Regions from separate parts of the Homo sapiens genome. Here region 2 is linked to region 1. The links are chromatin loops, found by intact Hi-C in ENCODE. Cell type or tissue: heart right ventricle. All regions are shown on one strand. Each heading gives the region's core, and the rest is flanking DNA. Links, peaks and the distances in the headings are about the cores only.

What was found. A loop is a pair of places that touch in the nucleus more often than their neighbours do. Peaks named below come from ENCODE experiments on the same cell type or tissue, not always from the same donor. Only the 100,000 strongest peaks of a DNase experiment are listed, where the experiment ranks them.
Region 2: it touches region 1 in a loop (5-fold over the local background); 3 of 110 quality-filtered maps call a loop at or near these places.

Annotation. Positions count from the first base shown.
Region 1 is chr15:35,663,392-35,668,783 of GRCh38, reverse strand. The region is part of intron 1 of DPH6-DT (DPH6 divergent transcript); the gene reads right to left. Among named protein-coding and RNA genes, the nearest start is that of DPH6-DT, 120 kb to the right of the region's middle. In heart right ventricle, for the core only: no CTCF peak of the experiment used is centred there; DNase peaks (open chromatin) are centred at 626 and 2,753; H3K4me3 peaks cover 1,224 bases; H3K27ac peaks cover 3,647 bases.
Region 2 is chr15:35,582,455-35,587,846 of GRCh38, reverse strand. The region is part of intron 1 of DPH6-DT (DPH6 divergent transcript); the gene reads right to left. Among named protein-coding and RNA genes, the nearest start is that of DPH6-DT, 39 kb to the right of the region's middle. In heart right ventricle, for the core only: no CTCF peak of the experiment used is centred there; no DNase peak of the experiment used is centred there; H3K27ac peaks cover 3,353 bases.

The DNA.
Region 1 (5,392 bases), core at 204-5,203:
AAGAAATAATAATACATAACAAACATTTGTACAATAATTTATAGTGCCTGAAGCATATATTTTGACATATATTATTCCAACTGATCTTGTAAACCACCTGTGAGATAAATGTAAATCATGTCAAAATGGAATGCCAGTAGATATGTATCTATTGAGAGATAAATGACCAAGAATAAGATTCTAAATACCTGAATCTGGTCCTAGACCAGTCAATCCTCTACAAGTTCCCTGAATTAAAAAACAAAAAAAAAAGTTCAAGGGAGCGAAAAACTATTTCTTACTGCAGTAATTGGGGCTTTGACCCCAACACTGACATAAGACTCTAAAATTCTGGTATGAGCCGTGTGGAAGATTTCCTTCACCCTAACAAAGTAGACTCAAGTAGAGGAAAGTGAAAGCAGTTCTCAGGGCTTATATTGCCTCCTACCACCACAATCCAAAACTGAATATCAGATCTAGCCATTCTAATGAAAGAAAAAGCCAAAGCAGAATGCATATGCCAGTGGGAAGTAGGAGAAATTGAAAAAGCAAGGGAGTAGCTGCCCTAGATTTCAGCCTGGCCACTGATGACCTCTTCCAAGTCACTCTCACTTCACCAGTCATATGTTAGCAAGAGAGATGGCCTATTACCCCTAAAAGGACTTATCTAAGCTCATGGAGTGGGGGTGGGGGAGCAATTTAAAAGGGCCACATTCGTATGTGAGCCAGCCTTTAACCTGTCACAGCCCTTGGCACTGTGACAACAGCATGAACCCAAACAATTGATAGCAGCATTCCTCTGGAAAAGAAGCCCTCAATTTCTCCTACAGAGAAGTATTAATATCCCTAGGGGATGGTTAGTGGGTATAAAATATTAGTTAGAAAGAATAAATAAGACCTTAGTATTTGATAGCATAACAGGGTGACTATAGTCAACATAATTTAATTGCACATTTTAAAATAATTAAAAGATTATAACTGGGTTGTTTGTAAGACAAAGGATAAATGCTTGAGGTGATGGATATCCCATTTACCCTAATGTGGTTATTATGCATTGCATGCCTGTATCAAAATACCTCATGTACCCCATAAATATTATATATACCTACTATGTATCCATAAATTTTATATATATATATACACACAAAGTTTTTAAAAAAGAAGTATTAGTATCCCTGTTTCATAGCTGTCAAATGACTTGGCTCAGAACATGCAATAATAGAAAGTGAAACCAAAAATGGAATCTAGATCTCCTACTATTTTAATGCCCTACTCTTGGTTAAAATGAAAATTTGGGGGGTTTATTAAATTAAATCTTCATTATGTGATTTGTATATTCTGAAATAACACCTTTGTTTCCAAAGTCCCACTTAAAAACTCATTTTTGTGGTACAAATGCCTTAAGCAAGGTAAAATAAAACATCAATCTTGTCACCATGCTGATGTCTTCTTAGAAACACATATGTGACCAAGAAGGGTCTTTGAGGACCACAATCCAAGGCTCATACTGCTCTAGTTGCTGAATGTGAGGAGGGCACAGAGCAGCTGCAGACCTGAGACCACAAATATTTGGTGATCTTGAAGCAGGGGCCCTAGCTGTTGTGTTTCTCAATATCTTTGCAAACACAGAGGAAAGCATCAGTAGTTGTAAATCTTGTTCTAAGAATCAAGGTTCTGTACTCAGATGCTATTATGACCTGTCAAGAAGTTGGTGGGTATGCTTTGGAAGCCATTTTAATCTAATATTTTGCCTATGAGAACTTGTTTGGTTTTAATAAAAGTCCTCAATAAAGATGCATTCTTCAGTACATCATTTCTCTTGCTTCTAATTTTAGAACTTGGTACATAAAAGCTAAGAGAGTGTGAAGGAAATAGATGGCGACCTTATGACATTTGGCATGATTTCTGAGGCAGGTGTCAGATAGGTTCATAGGTACTATCTTGCCAAATCTTATCAAAACCTAAAAGACAAAAAGAGACAAAAAAAAATACACACTTTATAATTGACATCAAAAAGGAAGTCATTTTATTTTTAGTACATTTGCTTTGGAGGGACAGCCAACTAATTGGAAAGAGTCCATAATTTAACCAACATCAGATCTCCTCATTACATTTCCCATTGAAACTTAATAAATGTTAGTTTCCAGATTTACTGACTTTACAGTTTTCTCCAGTTAATGATCAGCAAGTACTTTTTATTAACGTAAATGAAAACAAAATGAAGACCTGAAATCCTGTGATCAAGAATTTATTTTTGGCAGACAAGCAAAATTGTTTGGTCTATTTTTATGGTTGATATAATTGTATTCAAAACCCATAAACAATGTACATCCACGTCAATACTTTTTCGGCTGATCTTTGGTCATAAACTCTAATTAAAACAAAACATCCCTTAGGTAAATCAAAGGAAGTGCCATTGAAATAATATAAACACCCGAGGAAACCTTGGGCTGTTTCCACACTCAAGTCTGATTAGATGAAAAAGCACTAAGCACTTGTGTCAGTAGACTAACCAATAGAGTTTATGATTATGAGAACTGCCTCTAGTATTAAAGATCTTTGGCATAGTTTCTGGGAAAAGTTGTGCCAAATTTCTCTATTCCAAGAGAGAGTTTTCCACTTGGAAGCTGTTGTATCTATAAAGGCTATCTTTCATGAGCAGGGTGTCCTCTATTTAGCTGTCAGAAGGCCTATCGCAGGATTCAGACTGTCTGTCCCATTTGGCTGATGTCATAAACTTGCGCTAGAGTTATGGCAGAGAAAACATGTTTTCCATTACGCCCGCGCCAAAGTGTTGATTAAGGTGGCACATGTCAGACCTGGGAGTAGCCAGCATTCGAAAACTGTTTAGACCTTTTACAGATGCTGAAATTGTTTCCAGAAAATTCAGAGTCCAACTTGTCTTATTGTTCCTTTTCTTTTATTAAGAGAGAAAAGAACCTAGGGCCTTTTGTGCTTATTTTTAAGCTAGTACTTTAATTTTGAATTTTTATTTTTTACCACACTTGGATCTTTGTTTTGTGTTTGTGGTCAAATAATCTTTGGATATTTAACAAATGGATTCTATACAAGGCAAAGGTTTCAAATTTTACTTGAGATTTAGTGTTCTCTGTAAAGGGACTTTAAGAAAATTACTCCTAACCTTTCTAGAAAGCTGACTTCTTTAAAAAATCTATTATACATTTTAAAAGTATTATATATTCTTTCTTAGAAAACAATTGTGTGGGATCACAAACCTTACCCGGCACACTTAGAGTTCCAAGGGCTTCAGGTTAATGACTGTCATCTAAATGAAGACCGAAATAATCATATAGCTAGCAGAGGATATTTTTATTTGTAAGTTGGAATATAGTCCCTCCACAAAACAGAAATACCAATGAGCTATGTATTTTAGCAGCTGCTGGGGTTTGGTTGATTCTTGTTGTTCGAGGAAGTAGGAAAAAGCAGAGATTATTCCAGAGGCCCGCAAGCCCTTATGTATAAGTCCTCTACAAAAGACCAACACCTTGGAGAGTATATTGGTTGCTAAGGACCATCAGTCAAAACTGCATCACTTTCCTTTTGGGAAATATACAGACCACAGCTTTAAGGTGACAATGACTACTGCGGATATACAGATCCTGTGGATATACAACATATACTGTGGATATACAAAAAAGGCACAACTAGTTTTTGCCTTCAAGATAAGTACATTCCAGTGGAAGAGACAAAATTGTACAGATAGTAATAGAAGTTGATTGGCACTAGGACACAATAACACAAAGTGGAGTGGCTCCAGAAGTATGTAGGGTGTATGTAGGGCAGGAGGGGTTTTCTTGTGCTTAGATGAGATTCCTACTGAAATGAGTTTTAAGTTGAATAAGCATTACCCATCAAGCAGGGACAGTAGAGTTCTAGACAGAAGGAACACCATGTGAAAACACGTGGCAATATAAAAAAGTGTGACACTTTAAAGAAAGTTCAGTAGTCCAGTATATGGCTGAGACACGTGATCCTATGGAAGGAATTATGAGGTTGTGCAGATAGGAAGGACCATGTTAAAGATTTGAATTCTACCATGAAAGCAATGGAGAGTCTGAAGCATTTTATGTAAAGTGATGACATGATCAGATTTGTATTTTGAAAAAGGGTATGAAAAAATAGTTTGTAGGTGAAAAGGTCTAGAACAGGGAGCTGCTCATAGGCGATTGCAGGAATCTCTGTGGAAATGATGGAAGGTGTTTCCTAAGTCAGTGGCAACAGTGATGCAAGAAAAGAATACAAGAGATATTTAGAAACAGTTTTGATTACTTGGTGATGGATTAGATGTGGAAAGTAAGGAGAGGCATATCTGATTATAGCTCCCAAACTTCCCTGATTCCCATTATTTACACCGGTAGATTTCAACTGGGGGTTATTTTGCCCCCCAGGGAATATGGTAATCAGGAGACATTTTTCATTGTCAGAAGAGGAGGGGATAAGGAAGGCAGAAATGCCACTAAGCCAGGGATGATGCACCAGACAGCCCCTCACAACAAGGAATTATCTGATTTGAAATATCCACAGTGCCAAGGTTGAGGAGCCTTGTTATACAGCATGAAGTAGATCTCTTGCCCTAAAATTGAAAGCACTTTACAATATTACCCAACTTCCTTTTCAGACTAAATTCCTATCTCCCTACAACTGCTCTTGTAGCAACCAAGCAAAAATGACCTATTTTGATGTCCCAAACATGCCTCTCGCTTCCTATCTTACCAGTCTTGGTTTTACTCTTATTTTCTCATCCAGAAACATTCTCCTTGGACCCATAACTTTCTGTCAAAATGCCACTGCTATCTCCTCCACAACGTCTTTCATAATCTGCCCTCCTGGATATACTCCCTCCCTCCTCTGCACCTCTTTTAGGCACTTATTACATATACCTTGTACATGTAATGCTAGCTGATTGACATTGTCTTATCCTACTGCCTGAAGAAAGAACCTGATAGAGCAGCATAGTGCCTTCAACAAAGTAAGCATGCAATAAGTACTTGTTGAAATTAAGTATGATATTCTAAATATCAGTTGTCTGAAATTGTCAATGCTTTGGCTTCCTTTTATGCATGTGGGCAATTTGGAGCTGACAGGTTCTCATTTATAAATGCTAAATAATATGCAGTGCCAATAAACTGCAACCAATGCTTAGTTCTATAAATGTTGTATTTTATTAAGAAATCAAATATACTTATCTGCACAGCCCATGAACTACCTCAGAGTTTCATCCTTAAGTTCTTCCAGTCCAGGTTTTGGATTTGCTTGGTAAAGCAGATGTTTAAGATTCCTTCCACATCTTTACACACTGATTTACCTGTCTACCAGGTGTTCTACATTGCCCTCCAACTGCTCATTTGAAGCTATTTAATTCTGCAATACATGTTTCATTGCTGATATCCTT
Region 2 (5,392 bases), core at 184-5,183, 81 kb after region 1:
AGATTACAAAGAGGTGTTATGCTTCTGACTTCTGGTGGGGAGAAGAACAGTGACAGTATCTTTGGGTACACAGTGACACAAAGATAGGAACAATAAAAACCCATGCATCATAAAATCGCACACACACACACACATGCTCACAATCATTATGGGCTTTCACCTATGTTACCAGGTTGCTATAGTTCAAAAGTATAACAAACTGCATGAGGCATCACAATTGCTTCATAAGGGAGTCTTACTTAAAATTCAGTTTGCCATCAGCAAGTGGTAAAGATGAAAAGAATCTTATAGGATTCATACTTTGAATTAGCTTGTGAGGAAAAGAAGGTTTTCTGCCAGGAAAAGTGGAAGATGTTGCGTAGTATCTGCCATTTTTAGTTTTAGTTACTGTAATTGTTCGGGGTCAGTGAAATCAAACTTTAGGTATTTGAGTCTTTTTTCTGGCTGAACTTTTTTTGGTAATTAAAGAGCAAAAACTTTAGGAGAGTTTATTTGTAACTGTTGTTGGATGGTGGGATGAAACAATTATAATGAATTCATCTGTATCTCATTATTGCAAGCAGCAAATAAGTCTGTTGCTTAGTGATAGTGATTATAAGAGAGAAACAAGTAGAATTTCATTGCAGAAAAATATTCATTATATAAAATTTGATAAAAAGGTCATTATTTTACAGAGAAGCTCATTGAATTTAATAAGCTTTGTTACATAGAATACCTTTTTTAATATAAGATACCATGACAACTTTTACTCTTTTCCTTTATCATATTTTAAGCCCAAGTCACGTGAAATGCAATGGTCAGTTTCTTATAGCTCTGTGGTCTGTGTCATAAGAAAAATGCAAAAAGTAATAAATTATTGAGGACATCAAAGTAACAGAATTCATGCAATGACAATGTGAAACATAAGGGAAATGTGGTTTCAAAGAAGACCATGACTTACAAAAGTTTGGGATTTCTGGACTGATTTCTTGAAGCAGAAAAAAAAATAATTTCAGCAGACTTTAATTCCTCATTGCTGCAAAATAACATTTCTTTTTTAATATAGATTGGAAATGGATTTTCAAGGACCTATATAATTGTTCTCAGAGCCATAGCTGTGGCTTCCATTTGTTCTTACTATTTAAATTCAACACCTGCTGAGAACCAAAATTTCTAACCATGTAGGAGGAAGGAAAATATTAGATTTCATTTTACCATGGATGAACTCAAATCAATTTGACAAAACTGAGCTAATTTTAGCTTCCTGCCTACTGACTCCCAGTAAAAAGAGCATGAGTGAGACTATCAGTCTTTATCCCTATTAAATAAGCTACTAATTTGTTACTTGTTACTCCAAGTCATGGGGTGAACAATTGAACTAAAGCTAGGAAAGAAGTCATGTCTAAGTGCCACAAGTTCAGCAAAGTTGTAATGAGACATCATAAGTTTACAGAAGGAGAAAAGTGTCCAAGACGACATGGAATTCAAGGTAAGACACAAATAAACAGAACACCACCAGAAGAGACTGACCTTGTGGCTTAGGAGGCGTACCTTGCATTACTCTTTAAATTCCTTTTGTGATGCAAAATGATCACTGTAGAAATTGAAAAGAAATATAATGGAAAAGAAAAGCTTTATGTATGTTTAAACTTAAATAGAAAACAAGGCAGTTGGCAGTTAAATGCAAAATTAATGGTGATTAAACAGATAACTGAGCCTATATCATTTTCAAGAAAAGTCAAATGCTTGTTCACTTGGCCCATTTGAAGCTTATGTTTCATTATGCTGTTTGGCTATTATTTCTGGAGGTAGGCATTGTGCACATATCAAAATTTACAGTCAACAGACCCTTTAGCTCTTGTCCTTCCAGTGTCAATTTACTCTAGATTTTTGTATTTGCTATAGATTTCTGCAGCTACTATAGATTTGTCTAGCATGTATTTTTTCATGTTTTACTGAATCTACTGAATCCAATTATATATTATTTTAAAGACAGTCTAGTAAAACGAACACATAGCTCTAAATAAAGAATCATCATTAGTGGCTTTCATTTCAGAATGTAAGAACAATGGAAAGGCAGGTTGATAATACACAATTTCACCTGTGAGACATGATTTTCTGTTTACACATGATCAAAAGAAAAACAAGCTTACTGACTTTAATATAGGCCATTTTTCTAACTCAGCCTTAAGTGATTTCAACCTCAAGCTTCCTATTTTCAAAGACATTGAGTCTTAAGGGACAGGCTGTATTTTAAGCTAATATGTCAAATTGATCGACTTAAAAACATATCTACCTGTGATGTACGTCTCAAACAAAATCCATAAGAAAAAATTGACAGTGTTTGTTGGAATCTAGATAAATAACCCCAATAGAATAACATTTTGAGTTAAAATAAAAAGATTTAGGTGAAATATTTCTAACTTTTAGAAGTTCATAAACAGGAACAACAAAAGAAAATCTCTCTCTCTCTTTCTGGCACTCTCTCTCTCCTTCATCGGCTTTTACTCTAACAAGTACTTCCATTTTTAGCTGTGAAGAATTGATTGATTTGAAGTTGTGCCATTGTCTTCTAATTAGTGGTAAAGATTAAAAATAGTAGTCTCTATATTATTTAGTGTTAGGCAATAACGGCATTTACTGAAAATACGGAGAATTTGTGCCCACTGGCCCTTTAATTGCCTGTGAGTTAATAAGTACTCATTAATCAATTTGAAAAGGAAACAAAATTCCTACTGATTATCATGTGAGCAATATTGCTGGGCCCTGGTAAAATGTGAAGTAAGTAAAGTTTTTTTTTGGATGCCCTGTCTTCCCAACTACTCCATTATTCTTGTTCTCTTCCTCTTCTCTTCCAACCTCCCTCCCCAACCCATAATAGTGACAATTTTAGCCCAAGTAGAAGAGGATATATGCAAGGCAGTTGTTTTGGAGAGAGGGAGGATTTTCAGCAGATGGACTTAATGACGGTAACTCTGAAAATAAATCATATGTGTGACTAGGTTAAGATGCTTTCTACAATTTTCAGTTATTGTTTTGGGGTATTTTTCAAAAAACACTTAATCAACCAGACAACAAATATTGATGATGTTTAGTATATTTTGTAGTAAGAGTGCACCTTGTTTATTCCCCTGGTCCTATAAACTAAACACACTTAAACTATCTTTTAATGATAATTCTGTTTTTACATGGTAAGGTGAGAACTAGAACTGGCATCTAAATACTTGATGTTCTAAGTTCAAAGAGACACCAGTAATTAGAGCCAGTATATTCCTTCTAGGACTTACAGAGAGACACTCTTCTAATGTAACCATAAAGACCACCAACACAACCACCTTAATCAATACAAAAGAAAGACTTGATATGGGAAAGTTGAAAATGAAGGCAATTGCTTTCCCATGGAGTAGGGCTGATGGCATACTTCTTCTTGCCAAAGTAGAGGAAGGGCCCAGTAGAATTATTCTCAATGATTGCTGGAATAGTCCTGCCTGCCGCTAAGTTGTCAACTGCTGATAATTTATTTAAAAGTTTCCAGGCTACTTTCCAGGCTACTCAGCTGATGCTGAGTGTGAAGAAAGGGCAAGAGGAATGTGGTGTATGAGAAAAGGCAGTGAGACAGCCTGTAATTCACTGTTAAATATGGACCATGATCCATGATTTTCTATGTAGACCATGAGTTAAATGGCTGGGCTTGACCTCTCTTGCCAGTATCAACTCTCTAAGCCTGTTGTACAAACCAAGGGGACCCCACCAGTAAGAAACTATACAGTATGTGGCTGTGAGAGGGAAAAAGATTAACACCAACCTGAAGCTCTCATTCCAGGAGATTATGGAGAGGGCATTACCAGGCCCTCCAAGAAAGCAGAGAAGAATGATGGCCAGTAAGCATAAATAGAGAACAGCCTCTTGAAGGGAAACAGGTAAGAAAGGAAGCTATGTCCACCAGAGAAGTGCAGGAAAGAGGGAAGGAAAATGAGCCATAAATATAACTGAATATAGAGGGAAAGGGGAAGGTTTTGAATTGAATGTAAAATGAAATCTGCAAAACACACAACACTGAGTTTAAAAAACCAGAGAGACTGTTCTGACAAGTGATTGGAAAGTCATGGAATTGAAGGTAGCACCTCAGCAAAAATCAGAGAGGTCAGCATTGCACAAAGTTATCAGAAAAATAAATCTATTCCATGTTTATCCCTCAACAAGTTAAGGCTCCTCAGTGAACTCATTACAGATCTTTAAACATTTTATCATATTAAAATACATTTTAGAATGAAATAACTCCCTGAAAATCATACCACACTAACACATTGATATCATTTTCATAAATTTCTTTTTAGGGTTTGCACATATGTATAGTTATATATTTTACATAGTTATATCCATACCGTAATTTAAATTTTGTCATATTTTCTGTATCATATTCTAGCTAGCATATTATGACCATCCATTGTAAAAGACAAATTACATTTCATTGTTTTATAATTCATAATTTGTAACTATTATCCTATTTTTAAATATTTGTTTCTAAACTTTGCAGCTATAGATAATACAACAATTATTCTCAGTTCATGTGGTTTTTATTATTTTATTGAGTTATTTCTTAGGATTACTGGTTGAAAACATTTCTCAAGGGTTTTGCTATAATATAATTATCAAATTTATTTCCAAAAGTTTTACAATGCAGCCAGCAATAGATAATGGCTTCCCCACAATCTCATCAGTATCATTGTATCACACTATCATTGTTTAAAGTTTTGTTTACTTTAAAAGACATGAAATGGGCCCTTGTTGTTGTTTAAATCTGAACATCTTGGATTCCTTATAAGAGTGAATATTTTCCTTGTCTACTGGTTTTATTTTCTCCTGGATAAGTTGCCTTTTCATATCCTTTGTTCATTTGTCTATCTAAGATTTTCAGGTCATTCTGTGTATTTAAATGAGCTTTATATAGATTGCAAATATTAACTCTATTCCACTTTAAAGCTAGTTACACTTCTCTAGTTCTAGCCTTCCTTATAGCATGTATGTTCATGAGTGCAGCACAAACATCTCCTTACTGTCAGGATGGTCCTCTTGTATTTAATTGTTCTCGCCTCCTAAATTATTCAAAGGCTCATGCCATTTGGGAGGAGAGGTTCATCATTTAGTACATGATTCCCACTCAAGTAATTACATTCTGCTAATTGGGGATATTCCTGTGGCATTCCTGAGGGATAGGATTCTCTGGGACTAAGAGGATTATTTTGGACAGTCAGGGACAACGTGCTCCATGTGTGGGCAAATAAATCCTTCTCTGACATTCCTTGTCCCTTGACAATTATTGAAAAAGACCTATTTACATTCATCCAATACATCCTCTTTCCCCACTCCCATCCCAGGGCAGAAAGTCTGGGACTGTTATGCAGTTCAATAG